2 separate regions of the Homo sapiens genome follow, and region 2 is linked to region 1. A link is an interaction called in ENCODE POLR2A ChIA-PET data of the cell type or tissue named here. Cell type or tissue: MCF 10A. All regions are shown on one strand.

Evidence for each region. ChIA-PET counts read pairs that join two places held together with the same protein. Peaks named below come from ENCODE experiments on the same cell type or tissue, not always from the same donor. Only the 100,000 strongest peaks of a DNase experiment are listed, where the experiment ranks them.
Region 2: POLR2A ChIA-PET joins it to region 1 with 7 read pairs; 4 of 35 experiments call an interaction of 5 or more read pairs at or near these places.

The regions. Positions count from the first base shown.
Region 1 is chr12:39,424,225-39,429,224 of GRCh38, forward strand. The region is part of intron 1 of KIF21A (kinesin family member 21A); the gene reads right to left. Among named protein-coding and RNA genes, the nearest start is that of KIF21A, 16 kb to the right of the region's middle. In MCF 10A, no CTCF peak of the experiment used is centred here; a DNase peak (open chromatin) is centred at 2,827.
Region 2 is chr12:39,488,103-39,493,102 of GRCh38, forward strand. No RefSeq gene overlaps it. Among named protein-coding and RNA genes, the nearest start is that of KIF21A, 47 kb to the left of the region's middle. In MCF 10A, no CTCF peak of the experiment used is centred here; a DNase peak (open chromatin) is centred at 3,009.

The DNA of each region.
Region 1 (5,000 bases):
TCTCAGCAACATCTAAAGTCAACTTTTAGGACAACATACTCTCACTGCTTTCTCCTACCTCACTACTACTAACCGCTCTTCTCCAGTATCCTTGACTAGATCTTCTCTTCTTGGCCTATAAATATTAGTGTTCCAGAGCTCTTTCCCCATAAGTCTTCTCTAAATTTTCCCTCTTCATGGATGAATGCATCCAAAGCCATGGCTGCAAACATCTAAATGCTGTTGACTCTCAAAAGTTTATCTTCAGACCAGACATCTTCCCTGTGATCCAAACTCATAGATTAAATAACTGACTTGACATCTTTATTAGAATGTCCAATATGCACAACAATTTCAACACAGACAATATAGAACTATTAATCTCACCCCCAAAAAATCAATTTCACCTCAAAGCCCCAAGCCTAAGAATCTACTTGATCCTTTTCTTTTCATCACACCCTTTGCCAGCAAGTCCTAACAGCTCTATCTCCCCAAATCTACGTTTCACCATTTGTACTGTTATTTTTTTAGCCCAAGCCACCTTTATGTCACTCCTGGAACATAATAACTGCTTTCTCACTCATCTCCTACATTTTCACCTCTTATAATACAGTCCACCTTGTACCGAGCAACAAGAGTTATCTTTCTGAAATGCATATTAGATCATGTCACATCTCTACTTGAAGCTCTCTAAAGATTTCTCACTAAAAGCGAAGTCTAAAATTTCCACCCAGACCTATAAGGCCCTTAATGATCTTACCTCTCTACCTACCTCTCCGATCTTACCTATCTTCACCCTCGGTTCTATTTTCTATATCTGGCTATACTGTCCTTCTCACCTGTCCACTAACAGGCCAGTTTATTTCTTAGCCCTTTTTCACTTGCTTTTGCTGGAATGCTGTTCTCTCAGGTCTTCTCATGGCTCATTTTCCAATATTCAGGTCTCAACTCAAATGACTCCTCCCAACCAAGGACAACTACTATCAAGCATATTGTTTTACCCTCTCCATAGTATATATCAATATCTGGATTTAAAAAAAAATATTTATTGTCTCTATCCTCACCCAATGCTCAGCTCCTTGAGAATTAAAGCTCTTGTCTTGCTCACATCTGTACCCTCAATACCCAGAACTCCCTTCCAGGCACACCAGTGGCAGTCAAATGGTTTTTGACAGACTGAATAAAGTCTCCGTAAGAATAATCCGAAGTAAATTATATTTTTCACCTCTGATGTTAAAGACCAGAGCTATGTGCCTGCTGATGTATTAAGCATCCAGACAGAGGACAAACAAGAAATAAAAGAGCCTATCCTTGCTTTTGAGTAATTCACAATGAATTGGAGGAGGAATAAAAAACCAACATAAGCCCAAGATACTAAAGATAACTGTTTACAAAGCAATCTATGAATAAACTTACTGTCATATAATATAAATTATATACATGGAGGGGTTATAAGTGTTGAGAATATGATAGAATTAGGAAAGGCGTCCTTAAAAGAGAATAATTTTTTGAGGCATATATTATCAATATCCTTTTACAGATGAGGGAACAGAGGCTTAGGCAGATTAAAGAATCCACCCAAGGTTAAAAACTAGGAAAGGAGTCAGGTTCAAGCAAGTCTCCTAATGTCAGAGCCCATTTTCCTCAGGAAATCATGTTTCTGCCGCTTCCTTATAACAAGAGCTAGCTACTCTGAAAGATACATCTAACAGAAGTAAGATTAGAAACTAAAAAAAAAAAAAAAAAAAAATGGAGCTGTCAAGGACATCTAGAAATCTATGCAAGATTCAACAGCAAAACTCCACCAATAATAAATGTTTACCCTGCCTTGGGTCTTTGGGTCTTTGAATGATAAAACAGGTAATCGGTCTACCAAGACAAAACTGGCTGGTACCCACAAGACACTGAGATTGATGAAATGGAAACATACGAAAAAAAATAAGCAGTTAACAAAGGAGTCTTAAATTGTATTCAAAATATTTTTAGAATTGGAATATTTTAAGAAATTTCCATAAAAGCTTTCTACCTCACTAAAATTCAAGCTGTCCACTCTAAATGGATGTTATTAACTAACTGTGTGAGAAAAGGATGTTGCGAATATGTGTGAGTATACACACATGTACACGCATGTATGCGTGTACTCATATCCTTGTATGTGTGGATGAACAGTCGTCAATAAATATTTGCATTTAACATATGTGATGAAAATAGGAATAAATTCATGGAGAGGTATTTTTAAAAATGGAATGAGCATGGAAATTAAAAAAGCATTAGAGAAGAGAAAGCAAATAAACCAAGGAGGCTATGTCAAAGATAAGGCAAAGACCAGATGTCATGGGACTTATATCATTATTAAGAAGCATTTACATTACTATTTTGGAAATTAAGGCCGGGCACGGTGGCTCACGCCTGTAATCCCAGCACTTTGTGAGGCCGAGGTGGGCAGATCACTTGAAGCCAGGAGTTTGAGACCAGCCTGGCCAACATGGTGAAACCCCATCTCTACTAAAAATACAAAAAAAAAAAAAAAAATAGCTGGGCATGGTGGTGGATGCTGGTAATCCCAGCTACTTGGGAGGCTGAGGCACAAGGATTGCCTGAACCCAGCAGGCACAGATTACAGTGAGGTGAGATCACACCACTGCATTCCAGCCTGGGTGACAGAGTGAGACTCTGTTAAAAAAAAAAAAAAAAAGAAAAGAAAGAAAATTAAGAAATCGTTTTACTGTCTGAGAAAGTAGCTAATGTGATTATAGTGGCTGGAGGGGCAAACTAATAGCTTACACATAATGTGTTCATACTTCATTTTTGGCATGTTTCATGGGAGAGCCATCAGGTCTTGTGTAGACATGCAAGGCTCTCCCAGCTGGACTGAGGGCAAAACCCCTATCTGAATCATCTTGCATTTCCCCATCAAACTATGTTGAGTGCACTTGATCTAGTGGGGCTCAGTAACTAATAAACGGAACTGAACTAAATTAAAACACATGGAATGGATCTGAGCTGAAATAAATTGGAATGGTCAGGGATGGAAGTTACTTATTATCCTTAAAAATTTTGTTTCTTTAGATATCGGAATACTTTAGTAACTTCTGCTGTGCCTACAATGAACTTGGAGCAATAGCTTTCTTTTTACATTTTTACTAGCTGTACTTTCCAAAATGCCTGTAATATACTCAACAGTAGTATTATCTACTTTACACACAAAAGGACCTGACTCATAGAGAGGGGTAACGTTATTTTTCACAGGGTTACTTTTACACCGCTACTACCTCAAAGGAAGTCAGTGAAACAGAAGGGATTTGAACTCAAAGTCCAACAGCATTACTTTTCATCATCAAAGTTCATTTTAAAATATTCAATAGTAAAAAGAAAATTATGCAATGTGCAAATAAACATATTTGATAGTCCAAAAGAAAAGAAAACCACAAACCACAAAGATGACTGCTATTGCATCTTTTTTGTTTGTTTGTTTGAGACGGTCTCTCTCTGTTGCCCAGTCTGGAGTGCAGTGGCACAGCCTGGGCTCACTGCAACCTCCACTTCCTGGGTTCAAGCAATTCTCCTGTCTCAGCCTCCTGAGTAGCTGAGATTACAGGTGCCTGCCACCACACCCAGCTAATTTTTGTATTGTTAATAGAGATGGGGTTTCACCATGTTGGCCAGGCTGATCTCAAGCTCCTGACCTCAGATGATCCAGCTGCCTCAGCCTCCCAAAGTGCTGAGATTACAAGCATGAGCCACCCGCGCCCAGCCACATCTTTTTCTTTCTAAAGGTAAACAGAGAACATGGTTCTCATCACAAGGCACAGAAAACAATTCAAATATATAAGCCTCTGCTGTGCAGTATGGGTAGGGATGATTTTGAAGAATGTTCATTCTTAGTCTAGTCCTACTATTGTGTTCATTATCCTAATAGCTTATATGTGGATGATTCTTCCTTGTCAAAGACAGCAAATAGGGCTTTCTTAGTCATCCTCAATAGTCCACTTAACTGTCTACCACAAATATTCTAGGTCCATCTGACAGTATTTCATTTCACAGTAAACCAACTTTTGTGAAGGACTCAAAAGGTATTTGTTTTAACAATTCAATCAAGTTTGCTTTCTAAAAAGGTTTGTCTTAAAAAGTGAAGGTTGTTTTCAGGATCATTTAAGTTTCAGACCTCATTTGTTGATACCTTATCTCTCAGAAACTTGTTTTTCAACCCAAACAAAACTAGTTATCTAGTCAAAGGTTTCAGTGGCTATTATTGTGTCAACAATCAAGACCCAATTATTGAGTAAGATCCTTAGAAAAAACAGAGTCACAAATAATTGTTAATTGATTTTTCTTATTTAACCATGGTAATTAAAATTTTTATAATATGCAATGTGACTTGTCTCATAACTACAAAGAGGAAAAGTAAAATTAATCAAATGTCTTTGCTAAGTTAGCAAAGGAACTGTCACTTCAGTCAATCTTTAAAAATGACTTCAAATTACCGTGGCTCACACCTGTAATCCCAGCACTTTGGGAGGCCGAGGTGGGCGGATCATGAGGTCAGGAGATCGAAACCATCCTGGCCAACATGGTGAAACCCTGGCTCTACTAAAAATACAAAAATTAGCTGGACGTGGTGGCGTATGCCTGTAATCCTAGCTACTCGGGAGGCTGAGGCAGGAGAATCACTTGAACCGGGGAGTCAGAGGTTGCAGTGAGCCGGGATGTTGTCACTGCACTCCAGCCTGGTGACAGAGAGAGACTCCGTCTCAAAAAAAAAAAAAAAAGGACTTCAAATTAGACATGACACATGGAAATGAGATGTTCACTTATAGTTTAAATATAAAGTATGTGTGTGTGTGATCAATTATGGGGTCTTAGTAAAAACCTTGTTGGTATAAGTAGAGGTGTGCTCAGATTAATGACATATTAAGCAATATATTTAAGAGGTTTAAGGATTAATATGCCAAAGAGCTCACCTTGCCTGCTAACCAACTAGAAATAAATAAGTATCCCCCATGTCAAAGATAAACAGAAAA
Region 2 (5,000 bases), 64 kb after region 1:
TACAGAGATATAGATCAATGGAACAGAACAGAGCCCTCAGAAATAATGCCGCATATCTACAACTATCTGATGTTTGACAAACCTGAGAAAAACAAGCAATGGAGAAAGGATTCCCTATTTAATAAATGGTGCTGGGAAAACTGGCTAGCCATATGTAGAAAGCTGAAACTGGATCCCTTCCTTACACCTTATACAAAAATTAATTCAAGATGGATTAAAGACTTAAACGTTAGACCTAAAACCATAAAAACCCTAGAAGAAAACCTAGGCAATACCATTCAGGACATGGGCATGGGCAAGGACTTCATGTCTAAAACACCAAAAGCAATGGCAACAAAAGCCAAAATTGACAAATGGGATCTAATTAAACTAAAGAGCTTCTGCACAGCAAAAGAAACTACCATCAGAGTGAACAGGCAACCTACAGAATGGGAGAAAATTTTTGCAACCTACTCATCTGACAAAGGGCTAATATCCAGAATCTACAATGAACTCCAACAAATTTACAAGAAAAAAACAAACAACCCCATCAAAAAGTGGGCAAAGGATATGAACAGACACTTCTCAAAATAAGACATTTATGTAGCCAACAGACACATGAAAAAATGCTCATCATCACTGGCCATCAGAGAAATGCAAGTGAAAACCACAATGAGATACCATCTCATGCCAGTTAGAATGGCAATTATTAAAAAGTCAGGAAACAACAGATGCTGGAGAGGATGTGGAGAAATAGGAACACTTTTACACTGCTGGTGGGACTGTAAACTAGTTCAACCATTGTGGAAGTCAGTATGGCGATTCCTCAGGGATCTAGAACTAGAAATACCATTTGACCCAGCAATCCCATTACTGGATATATACCCATATGATTATAAATCGTGCTGCTATAAAGACACATGCACACGTATGTTTATTGCGGCACTATTCACAATAGCAAACACTTGGAACCAACCCAAATGTCCAACAATGATAGACTGGATTAAGAAAATGTGGCACATATCCACCGTGGAATACTATGCAGCCATAAAAATGATGAGTTCATGTCCTTTGTAGGGACATGGATGAAGCTGGAAACCATCATTCTCAGCAAACTATAGCAAGGACAAAAAACCAAACACTGCATGTTCTCACTCATAGGTGGGAATTGAACAATGAGAACACATGGACACAGGAAGGGGAACATCATACACCGAGGCCTGTTGTGGGTTGGGGGGAGTGGGGAGGGATAGCATTAGGAGATATACCTAATGCTAAATGATGAGTTAATGGGTGCAGCACACCAACATGGTACATGTATACGTATGTAACAAACCTGCATGTTGTGCACATGTACCCTAAAACTTAAAGTATAATAATAATAAAATTTTAAAAAAAAACCTGCCATTTTGGTTAGTCCAGCCTAGACAAGCTGTGATTGCTCCATCTCAGTGAGTACATCCTCACATAAAAGCTCTACTATGGATTCTACTATTTGTTCTACTGAGTTCACAATAAGCAAATTACTCAAATCACCTGTACCCTCAGTTAGCGATCTAGGTGATCAGCCTTTCAGGATAGTTAACCAAGCAAACTACTGTTGCAACATGCCTCCCCGATCATCACTCCTCTACTTTCCACAAGTCTCATATCAGAATTAGTCTTATTACTTTAGAGACATAGCTCAGTTTGACTTACTACAATCCTTATTACAAGCAATCCTTATTTATAACACTAGGCTCAATGGCTTCAGCTTTACCCCCAAAATTAAACTTACATTCAAAGGGTGAAGTTTTGATGAATCGTAAACGTTTTAAAATGTAATGCCAATTTTGAAGGCTATTATCAAAACAGCTTTTTGAAAATTATTTGTAGTGGTGACCTCAATAGATTAACTAATTGAGCCTGATGATATACAGTAATCATGTGAAAGAGAATAATGTATATTTGAATGTTTATGTTTTGATTGGGTTGTTGAAGAAAAATCAGCCTTATATCCACATCCATTATTCATTGATTTTGATTTAACTATAAGATCCATAATCATTTTTCTAGGCTTTGTACCCTCAGTACCTAGCATAGTACTTGGTATATGAACTGTGTTTATGATCTACAGATAGCTATTGCAAGGATAAATATGCCCCATGTTTTTCTAATTTATTGGGGGTGGTGAAGTTAGGAAATATACAATATATTTGGCCTGTGAACCATAAATGATGATCACCTGATCTAGTTTTCTAAACTAAAAATTAACTGCCCAAATCCTTAAAAGGGAAAAAACTGGCTTATGACTTCAAAGAGAAAAAATCAAAGTTTGAGCAAAAGTCAAGCAAGGACACTTATGTGTCTCTTTGATCTGTTGCTCTTTCATATACCTCTTGGTTTTCAAAACAATACAGGTAAGAAAAAGAGATAATCGGGAAGAAACAGAGGGAGTGCCAGAGAAGTGAGAAGCTTATTTACTTCTGTTTACCCTATTATTACATTGAGAGAATATTCCTGTTGTTTGTGTAGCAAAGCAATTTCCCCCACCCACATAGAAAACCTTGGTGATTCTTTAACCATGGCTAAGTGCCAACCTTTCCACATGACTTGGAAGAAGCTTCAAGATGGTTTCCCTAAAGAAACTCATTGTGTAAATCCAGATGATAAGGGTAGTGAGATTGTTGGGACTTCTCTCTTCCTTGATGAAGTTCCTTCATAAGCTTATATAACTTTATCTGCTCGATTGCATGTTTTACACAGAACAGATCCTGCCATAGTAAGTGTCATAAATGGGGGTAGATAGTAATATTTTTCATTCTAAATATATTGGAATGTTGATTTTTCCAAATTCCTCATGCAGCATGATAATAGAACTTTAAAACCTCACATTGCAGCCCACTTTGGCAACTCTTCTCAGAGCTGTCAGGCCAGTACTCCACTGATAGAGTGATTTCACCAAACAAGGTGGGGCCTTTTAAAACATTACATCATCTCTACACACTGAGCCAAGGAAAGATCTTCTCATATGGTACCTCCAGAGTAGCTTGTCCAGGGAACATTTCAATGACTCAAAGCCATAATGATTCTACCCTTGCTTGAGAAAATATTTTGTGAGCTATTCATCTTGCTCTTAGGCAATATAGACATATTGAATTTTGAGCTGCACAAGACACTTGAGATCATTAAGTTCAACCCCTTTGTTTTTGCAACTAATCCAAGATGTAGTTGGTGAAAGAACTGGAACTAAAACCCAGGTATCCTGCTCCTTCTACAACCTAACACTGATTGTTAATTATTTAACGTTAAAAAATGACTTTTATTTAAGAACACTTTCCTCCTCCATCTGTAATATAATAAAGGATGTGCTTTCCAAACAATTGCTCTCATGCCAGAAAGTTATTCAGTTCCATATTTCTTTTTTGATATTATAATATTTATCCATTTTTTTTAAATATGTAAAAAAAGTTTTCAGAATTTCTTCTAGGAAAATTGTCATTTAGTAAAAATTTATTGCACTTAAGTTTTTAAAAATACTACAACAAAGTGGAATTAATTTCACTCAATGAAATGTCAGTTACTCATTTTGGGACTATAGCTTAAGACCCCTACTGTAAAGTAAGACATAGCATAAAACATACGGACACTAAGAAATACCTGTATGTTTTTAAATCATCACTGGTAACTTTTTTATTGTACAGTAAACTAACAACCATCTTCTTCCAGTGACTGTGGTAAATATAATTTTGTTCCTCATAAGCAGTTTGTGCAACATTAGCCATCAAATGAGTTCCATCTTATTTCTTAGGATTGTTCATATAAAGTCCAGTATTTTCCCCGAAATGACTCTCTGTCTTTTGGAATTTTCTAGGGCTCTCCACTTATGAACAGCTTCTTATTAGTTCATCCTAAGAGAAAAGCAAAATCTCACTGGATAAAGCTTCCAGGGAATTAATTATCTTCTTTGTGCATAGCCACTATCAGGCAAGTCCTCCTGTTGGAATAGTACTGAAACTCAGTCTAGCTCATCCCCCTGTAACCTAGAGTGACAACCATAGGTTCAGAGTCACAGTACACCTGGGTTTAAATGCTGACTCTGCCCCTTAATAGCTCATCAACTTGGGCAAGTTAGGGAAACTCGTAGTGCTCATTGGTTCAGAAAGTAGCACCCACCTTTCAAGGGTGTTGTTAACGATTACATAAAATAATATGTATACACTGGTCCCAGAAAATGCCTAAAATATAGTAAGTTCTGAATAAGTGGCATTACTTATATTATTTCCCTTCAAACAACATGTTACTCCCTCCTTCCAATTCTTCAGTTACTGACAGTTTCTCACATTTCAAATGACCAAAACAATGCTGACTATTGGGTGGTTATATTTTGTCAGGGTTACTTTCTAAGCTAATTTACCTTCTTCTTTAATTTTTGCAAGTAACCCTTAGTTAATCACATTTGTGGCATGTGTTCATTACAGTAAGACTTTTCCAGCCTATTTTTCCCTTTCTAGAAGACCAGAATCCTTAATGTATTATTTCTTTAACCATGTAGACAGGGATTTCGGAGCTCCTTAAGATGAATTAAACCTACTACCATCCTTGCAGCAGAGCTTCCTTATTTTAGACAGCTGAAATGAGGGCTAAGTGTTTTATCACAGAGCAAATAATTGGCAAATCTGGATGTGGAAGCCAACAAGCTAGATTACCAGCTCTTTGTGACACTGAAAGAAGACTTCCATTGATTGAGTTCCTCTTCTTTGGGGTTTCAACAATACCTTAGTGAAAATTTGACCAGAGACAAGAGCACCTTCCTGTACTGAGATATGATGCATCCGCACACTCACAGACAATTCTCCATTGACTTTAACTGTGGAAAAGGGAAGCCTGGCATGCTGCTTAAGAAGGGCAAGTCAACCAACAACTGCACTCACTCCTAGCTTTCCTACAGAAACAGCACTGTGTCCATGTTGCTTAACCATTTCATATTTACGGAGTGGGTTGCCTGCTCAGAAATAAACTAGGTAATAATTATCCAACTT